2 separate regions of the Homo sapiens genome follow, and region 1 is linked to region 2. Evidence: read pairs that join two places in POLR2A ChIA-PET (ENCODE). Cell type or tissue: Caco-2. All regions are shown on one strand. Links, peaks and the distances in the headings refer to the core of each region. The heading gives the core; the rest is flanking DNA.

Region 1 (4,400 bases), core at 305-4,304, 140 kb before region 2:
GATAAAATCATGTATAATAAGACTTTGATAAAACTTAATAGATATTGCAATAAAGAACAGTTCTTCATAACTTCTTTTTATGTTACAAACCTATATTTTAATTTGTAGGTAAGAAGGTGTTTTACCCTGTGGTGTTCAGTCTTTACAATCCTGCCATTGTTTATGCCAACCAGGAAGTGCCACCACCTGTGGAGCAGCAGCTGGTGAGACTTTCACATTTTCAGTTATGAAAGACTCTAAAGATCTTTTCTAGATGTTTGTTGTGTAAGTAGAAAACAAAGTTTCAATAAAAAACTGTATTTCCATGAGCAAAGTGTTAAAGAAAAACTATAGTTATTGTAAGCACATTTCCATAGTTCCTCTTTATACCCCCAATAAGATGCTTTTCACATTTATTGCTTCAGAATTAAGTGTAGGGGGAGCAGAGTTTAGGTCATAAAGGAAAACCTCATGTCCCAGAATGTGGAAATTGTACAGTCATTTCTACCAGCTTATTTTTACTAATACTAAAAATTTGATTTTAAAAACCCTACTAACTAGAAATTAAATCTACTCTGCTAAATAAGAGGGAATAGTATACTCTGGTAAATTACCTGGAAAGTCATAGAATATAAATGCCATATATCAAAACTTACAGTTATTGCCAAAGCTAATTTTATGTAAGTTTTTTAAAATTTTTAAATAAACATTATTTTATAATAATTTAGATTTAGAGAAGTTGCAAAGATAGTACAAAGAGTTCCATACTTCACCCAGTTTCCTCTAATGCTAACATCTTATGTAACCATGGTACATTTGTCAAAGTGAAGAAATTAATATTGGTAAGTTACTGCTAAGTACACTAGGATTACACCAGTTTTTCTACTAATGTCCTTTTTCTGTTTCAGAATCGAGTCGAGAATACCAAATTGCTTTTAACATAATCTTTTATTATTAATACTAAGAAAAAGTAGAAATGATTAAGAAGTCACTTTAAGATGTTTAAAAAAATGAAAAATAACTTCAAGGAAAGTAATAAAGGCAGAAGTTAATAAAACAAAAATAGATTGAGAAATATAGAAGCTTATGTTTATGTACAAAAAATTTAATCATAAAGTAGACAGATTTCAGGTAAAAAGGAAAACATTGGAAATTAGAATATGAAAACATTGAGATAAATCAATTTTATAGGGTAAGTTTTCTAAATTATAAATAAATGAAAGATTTGAGAATTTATAAAATATGAACACAGGCTAAGTTCATGTTAGTATTTTATGAATAAAAGAGGTGCAAGTGGGCCGGGCATGGTGGCTCACGCCTGTAATCCCAGCACTTTGGGAGGTCAAGACGGGTGGATCACAAGGTCAGGAGTTCGAGACCAGCATGGCCAATATGGTGAAACCCCGTCTGTATTAAAAATAAAAAAATTAGCCAGGCGTGGTGGCACGAGCCTGTAGTCCCACCTACTCAGGAGGCTGAGGCAAAAGAATCACTTGAACCTGGGAGGCGGAGGTTGCAATGAGCCAATATCACGCCACTGCACTCCAGCCTGGGTGACAGAGTGAGACTCCATCTCAAAAAAACAAAACAAAAAAAAGGTGGAAGCTCTGAAGAAATTAAGAGCCATTTAAAAAACAGTTATCAAAAAGTTACCCTGTAGGTATATAAATACAATGTTTTAATTTATAAGCTTTTCCAGACTCTCAAAGAGCAGGTAATATTAGCACCATATGATGTACTTAACATATTTTATGAGGCCACCATTATCTTCATATCAACACTTGGCATAGTACACACAGACACACACACACACACACACACACACACACACACACGCCTCTACCTTATCTATAGGCCAGTATTATGAATATAAATACAAATAGGTTCAAAATGGCAAACTGAGCACCCACGTCTGCCATATCTGACGGTGAATTATTCTGAAGAAAAGGGTACATTAGTACTGGAAAATGAGAGAAGGTGTTAGCAGCCGTAAGTCTTGAGAACTTTCTGTAAGACGATAGCAGTTAGCGTAAGATTTCTGGAGGAGAGAACAGACTAGAATGTGTTCAAGAGAACAGTGAGTGAAGATGGGGCTGCTTTGCATCCTCTGAGCTCATAGCAGACAGAATGGAGGGAGCCTGGAATAAACATGCTTCTCTAGGTGTGCTGAGAAGCAGGCATCACAGGGATTGACCCTCAGTCTAAGGCAGTGCATGTGGTCCCTGGAGCTGGAGAGGCTGGTCGGGGTGGCTAGGGAGCCCCTAGACTACAAAAGTGAACTACTGTTAGCGCATTCCCCCTGAGACCCTGTTCTAATCTCCTTGACTGTGACTGGAGATAGGCCATTGTAATCAAAGCTAACAGCCATGGACTTCTGAACAATACTTGAAACAAAAGTGAGTAGCAATTAACCAAGACTAACCAAACATTTGAGGAAAAACAATACTATGAAAGAGGCACCAAGTGTTAATACACAGAAAAATTAACACATGAGTATATGAATACAGATAGAAAGTAATTTTAAAATATATCTTTGAGGAGATTAGAGAAAATGTTAAATTCATAAAACAGGATTTGTTGCTTTAAAAAATCAGAACTTGGAAATTGTGAAAATATTTTTAAAATCAGTAAATGGTCTGAATAGCAGAATGGTTACAGTTGAATCAAATTTGTAAACTGGAAGACAACCCAACTGGACACGTAAAGTTCACGAGATAACATGAGAGAAAAATTAAGACAAGGAAGATCAAGCCAGAAGCTCCCAAATTATTAATAGGAGTTCAGAAAAGAGAGAATATTGAGTGGAGGAAATGGAAGAAAGTTTCCAGAGCTAAGCAGAAACAAATCTTCTGGTGTTTGGAGAACAACAGTAAAAGGACAATTCTAATAGCTTCCAGAGACACTAAAAATAGCAAAACCCAGTTTGTTCACAAAGGAGTGACAATCAGATTGGCATTCGTCTTCTTTTTGAAAACACTGGTGTTAGAAAACAATAAAGCAATACTATGAAAATTCTGAAGAAAAGTAACTTTGATTCTAGAATTCATATTCAACCTACTATTTTAGGACAAAATAGACATTTTTGAGCTTTCAAGGACTCAGAATTTATTTCTCAACAGACCTTTGTAATCGAGTCCAGCAAAATGATAAATGTATACATTGAGAGAGGAGGACCTGAGAGTAAATAGTGGTGAACAACCAAAAAAATTAAGTCTAAACATTTGTTGATGTAATAGTGTAAATAGTTATGTTGACATAATAAAAAGGCAATTAATACCAATTTGGGATTAAGATGTCAGCGGGTTATGTACATGGTATACTTATGTGTATTACCTAGCTGTCAGCTGAGAGGGCCTAGAACCAGTGACACCCTAACAGTAACAAGTACACTCAGCTTCCAAATCTTAGTTTCTAATACTATTCTCCAATCAAACGAGCCAGAGGTCCACGGAGAAATGGTTGATTCCAGGGCAGGGGCAAAAAATATACAAGAAGACCCTGGAGCATCTTACAGTGCCAGAAAGTAAGAAAGCACTCAATAAAAAGATAGGGGGAATATGTCGAAGGGGCACAGGAGCCAACAGAAAGAGCTCCCAGTGCCCAAGCTGGAACAACCTGAGCAATGAAATAAATAACTTAAACCTGGATTATAACCCAAAGCATCAAGTAAATAGCCATGAGTCTATACTGATACAAATGAGTGAGTGAATGAGCAGATAAATATTGAGTGACTAGACTAGATAGGAAAGAAAAGTTAAGTCTTCCTTACAGAATTCCAAATAACTTATGTAGATACTCCCTCTTCCAGTAGGTGGAACTAGGGGACTCACTTTCAAAGAACATAGTATGGAAAGAAAAAACAAACTTTTCACGGGAGAAACCCAGCAGACACCTTAACCAAGGGATACCATGTACCCATGACATGACATAATGAGAAGGACACTTTAGCTCACAGTCCTCTTCCAAAAACGTAGATAACTTCCCCAGGAAAGTCACAGGGAAAGCTGCAGCAAGCCCACATTGAGGAGCATTGTACAAAATACCTGACCATTCTTCCTCAAAACTGTCAGGGTCACCAAAAACAAGACTGAGAAACCATCATAGCCAAGAGGAGACTAAGGAGACATGACAACCAAATGCAATGTGGTGCCCTGGACTAGGTCCTAGAATAGAAAAAAAAGACAGTAAAGGGAAAGCTGGTGAAATCCAAATGAAATCTGGAGTTGAGTTAAATAGTAATATAGCAATGATGGTTCCTTAGTTTTGACAAATGTACCACAACAATGTAAGATGATAACATTAGGGGAAGCTAAAACTGGATGAGGGGTATACAGGAACTCTCTTTACTGTTTTGCAACTTCTTTGTAAATCTAAAATTATTCCAAAATAAAAGGTTGTATATTAAAATTAATTAAAACAAA
Region 2 (4,400 bases), core at 90-4,089:
ATTATAGGGGAACGAGACGTGGCTTTGAAACTGTGATTGATGCTGTGATGGATGAAGACATTAGTAAGGCTGCCCTACAATCGGCCATGGGGGCACCAGTCTAAGATGTTATAATTGCCTAACTGGAGGCTATGGGCTTGTCTCCTGTGACAGACCTCCCAGCTAAAGTGGAATCCATTACTTTCCTGGCTTTGTTCTTTAGCACAGGAAGGAATGTTTGGGAAAGCGGTGTTGATTGCATTGCCCAGTTTGAGGCTTCCTGCAGCTAAGAATGCTAAGGCATTTCCTTCACAGTGATGTAGCCATACTTGTTTTGGGGCAGGTACACAGTAAGGGTTAGAGCCTTTATAACTTACACACAGTGGGAGGATAGTGGAGTGATATGTAATGTTATCTGGCATCTTAGTCCAATGTGTGCCATTATTGCGGGACCTCACTGGCGGTAAATCTATTCCTCCTAACTAAGCAGTCACGTTATTATAGGCTGGGAAGGGAGCGTCTGCCCAGGTGACAGGGCAAAAGAAAGGTGGGTCTAAGATATGAGTCCAATACAGTGTAGTAGCAGGTACAGGTTGCAGACAAAGTGAGAGCATAAAAAGGATTAATACCCTATATGAGATGCAATGTACAACAGAAAGCATAGCAAGAAATAAATTATCTGGAGTAAATGGTGTTTGTGTCTGGAGCAGGATTCATTCAGCCTCCTGAATTGTCCTCTTCAGCATCCCCCAGGTAACATCCAGGACTCACGTCATCCGCGGAAGCCACATTGTCCAGGGCTGTGGGTCTTGCAGGGTTAACTCCTTTATTTCTGGTACCGGATTCGGTCCTAGCTACACCATGGTATGGTTTGATGCATCATGCTGGAATCCAAAGAGGACCTGAGGGGGTGTGGACACAAGCATACCCTCTTCCCCACGTTAATAATTCATTTGGACCACACCATTCATTACAGTTCACATCTTTCCATAAAACTGCTGGTTTTATGCCTTGAGAGGTTTTATCAAAGTGCTTTTCTACAGCTGATTGAATGAAATTTGTCATCTAAATTTTTAAAATTAAGGGTAAATAAGGCTTGTGCCAATAGTGTTGCAGGGTCTTTACCCATACTCCTCCTTTTTTGTTTTTTGAGCATATTTTTAACAGTGGAGTGGGCACATTCTACTATTGCTTGTCTTTGGGGATTATATGGGATGCCTGTGGAATGTTGGATATTCCACGTGTGACAAAATTGTTGAAATTGTGAGGTGGCATAAGCCGGACCATTATCAGTCTTAATTTTTGCGGGTTGTCTTATAAATGTAACAGTTAAAAGATGTTTAATGACGTATCGAGTGGACTCTCTAAGCAGAGCATGTGCACTAATTAAATGAGTGTTGGTATCAATGGATACACGCACATATCTTAGTTTTTTAAATTTAGGGATGTAGGTAACATCTGTTTGCTATAACTGATTAGGTTCTAGTTCTCTAGGGTTAACACCTGTTGAAGGAGGGGACATGCCTGTGAGCTGGCCATCTGGGCATTGTAGGATAATTTGTTTAGCCAGTCTCTGTGTAAGTTGAAATTGTTTAGATAAGTTTGTCCAATTTTGGTGGAAAAATTGATGTGATTGGGTGGCTTGGTCAAGCAGTGATGTCATAACCTGAAGGTCTGCTTGTTCATTGCCATAAGCCAATGGGCCAGGCAGTGAGCTGTGGGCTTGAATGTGTGTAATAAAAATAGTATGTATATGTTGATCTAGCAATTGCTGAAGTCAAAGAAAAAGAGCACACAGGGCTGGCTCCAGAGTAGACTTAATTAGTGCTGTCTCAAGGTTCTGTAGTAAATACACAGAGTAAGCAGAATTACTAACTATATTGATGGGCTGAGTTGAAAAAGTTTCTAAGGCCAGTATCAGAGCCCTAATCTCAGCTCTCTGCTAGCAAACAGATTGAGTGATTGAATTTGGTCTGTACTAGACTGCCACTTTTCTGTTTACTAGACCCATCAGTAAACAGTGTTAAAGCATCAGGTAGGGGGGAATGAACTATTTTTGTAGGTAAAATATTTACTAGACTTTTTGGGAATGACGAAAATGGGTGAATTTTAAGGGCTGTTAGAATATTATCCATAAAATGAATAATCTTGCAATCAGGAAATTTTTTTTCACTAGGGAGCAGAGCTTGATTTTAATTGCTCCTTAACTAACTCATGGGACTTTTGTAATTTCTCCCCCTTTAGAGGTTAGTTTTGCTTAAATTGGATTTGGAGAGTCACGCTAGGGGTAAGAGAAAGAGAACAGTGGCCATTATCAGAAAGAGGTTTTTCAAATCTTAAATTTTACTTAAATCTTAGCATAGAATTATACTTTGGGATGTCGCTCCTCTACAAGGAGCACTCGAAATTTTGCCGTGGGCCGCCTGCGGAGCTGGAGAGCTGAGGAGGCGGGTCCTGGGGCAGCGGCAGCGTTACCGCTTGCAAAGGCGCCCCTTTTTTCTGTGCTGATTTTCGCCTGTGAGACTTCCTCCCACGGGCGCCGCTGGCTAGTCAGACTTTCCCGCGTGCCTCCTGCCCCGCCCTAACAGGCTAACTTTTCCGCGCCGGGCCTGGCTCTTTGCTGCAGCTGCCGCCCTCGGTGCAGAGTTCCCGGGAGCACTTGCTGGCTTCGGTTTCGCGAACTTCCTGGCCGCGGAGCTTTCCCTTCTACTTAATGCTTGCTAGCTCGGCCGCACCGCTCCCCGCCCCCCGCCCCCGCCCCCGCCCCCGCCCCCGGGATCGGGCCTCTAATGCCTTTTCTTAACACCTTATGTAGCTGATTGCCTTGCCGATCTTGCATTACGGGCAGACTAAGGGCCCTCTTAATGCCGCTTGCCTAAGACAAGGTCCCATAGCTGGAGCATGTTTCTTGTCTTTTTTCCTACTTATTGGAGGAGGGGGCTCAGGTGAAACCTCCCTTTCCTCTTTGTTATTTTGCCCCGGTGATACTGGGGCTGAGGGAACACAAGGCGATAAGGTGGGTGACAGTTCCTCCTCTTTCCCCTTTTTAGGCTCTTGCATGTATAATGGAAGCAGGGCTGCTCTAATTAAAGCCCATAGCGTTAAAGCTGTTACTGGGACCTGTTTCCCTTGTGCATAATGTTGTTTAAGATTTCTCCCCACAGGCCGGGCGCGGTGGCTCACTCCTATAATCCCAGCACCTTGGGAGGCTGAGGTGGGCGGATCACCTGAGGTCGGGAGTTCGAGACCAGCCTGACCAATGTGGAGCAACCCCGTCTCTGCTAAAAATACAAAATTAGCTGGGCGTGGTGGCACATGCCTGTAATCCCAGCTACTCGGGAGGCTGACGCAGGAGAATCGCTTGAACGTGGGAGGCGGAGGTTGTGGTGAGCCGAGATTGTGCCATTGCACTTCAGCCTGGGCAACAAGAGTGAAACTCCATCTCAAATAAATAAATAAATAAATAAATAAATATTTCTCCCCACTTGTTCCCACAGCTTCATGTTTAGTGTGCCTTTTTCAGGGAACCATGGGCTTTGGGATTCAACAGTTTGCATTAAGTCCTTTAATTGAGCCTGCAAAACTGATGGTCTGCTAGCCTTTAGCAACTGTTTCAACACTTTTATATACTGTTTCTGTTGAGCTGATAACTGTTGTCCCATGATGAAATCTCAGCATGAACAATCTCCCCCGAACTTGGAAATCCCAAGTGGGCACCAATGACTTACTGATTACTCACTGACCACGTGTTTCCTTTTTCACCTTCCTTTCTCGGGTCCGTTCTGCTTCCTTCCCAGTGTTCATCACGTGGGGGCACCGGCTGTGGGGGTCTGTCCCGCAGACCCTGACCCAAGGATGGATGAATAAAGTACACTGATACACAGATACTCTGCTTTGCCAGTCCAGCTGAGCGTCTGGGCAGCTTACAGACTACATGCAAAGTGCCGCAAACAGTTGCCACTGCGGCCAGAACAGCTAGTGAGACTCGCATTTATTCAGTAAAGATTAATTGACAAAGGCTTGAGTCAACACCACTAGAGGGTAATTGACATTGCGGACCTCCCAAGTAGAAAGCAATTAAGCACCCTCAGTATAACAAAGGTTAGTCTTAAGACCACATGATTAAACAAGTTTGTTAGATAAACTCCCTACACTCCTTTGTTTCTACCCTAATTTATTTAACTAAAGGTAAGGGGACTAGGCTGCCTTCAGTCAGATTTATTACTGAAGTTATGCGAACTCTGAGGCCTTCCAAGAAGGTTTGTAGCTATTATAACTAAAATTTTTCCCACCAGCCTGACTGAACCACCACAACTGTCCACTACCATGACCAAGAGACACAGGCAGCTGATGGACATTTGAAACGTGGCTGGCCCAAATGGAAATGTGCTGGAGGGTAAAATACACACTGCATTTTGAAT

What was found. Peaks named below come from ENCODE experiments on the same cell type or tissue, not always from the same donor. Only the 100,000 strongest peaks of a DNase experiment are listed, where the experiment ranks them.
Region 1: POLR2A ChIA-PET joins it to region 2 with 5 read pairs; 2 of 35 experiments call an interaction of 5 or more read pairs at or near these places.

The regions. Positions count from the first base shown.
Region 1 is chr10:43,166,896-43,171,295 of GRCh38, forward strand. It overlaps CSGALNACT2 (chondroitin sulfate N-acetylgalactosaminyltransferase 2), which reads left to right. Exons shown (of 8, transcript NM_018590.5): 6 at 109-203. Among named protein-coding and RNA genes, the nearest start is that of CSGALNACT2, 31 kb to the left of the region's middle. In Caco-2, for the core only: a CTCF peak has its summit at 3,830 (motif pointing right); no DNase peak of the experiment used is centred there.
Region 2 is chr10:43,302,325-43,306,724 of GRCh38, forward strand. No RefSeq gene overlaps it. Among named protein-coding and RNA genes, the nearest start is that of LINC02633, 18 kb to the right of the region's middle. In Caco-2, for the core only: no CTCF peak of the experiment used is centred there; a DNase peak (open chromatin) is centred at 2,587; H3K4me3 peaks cover 993 bases.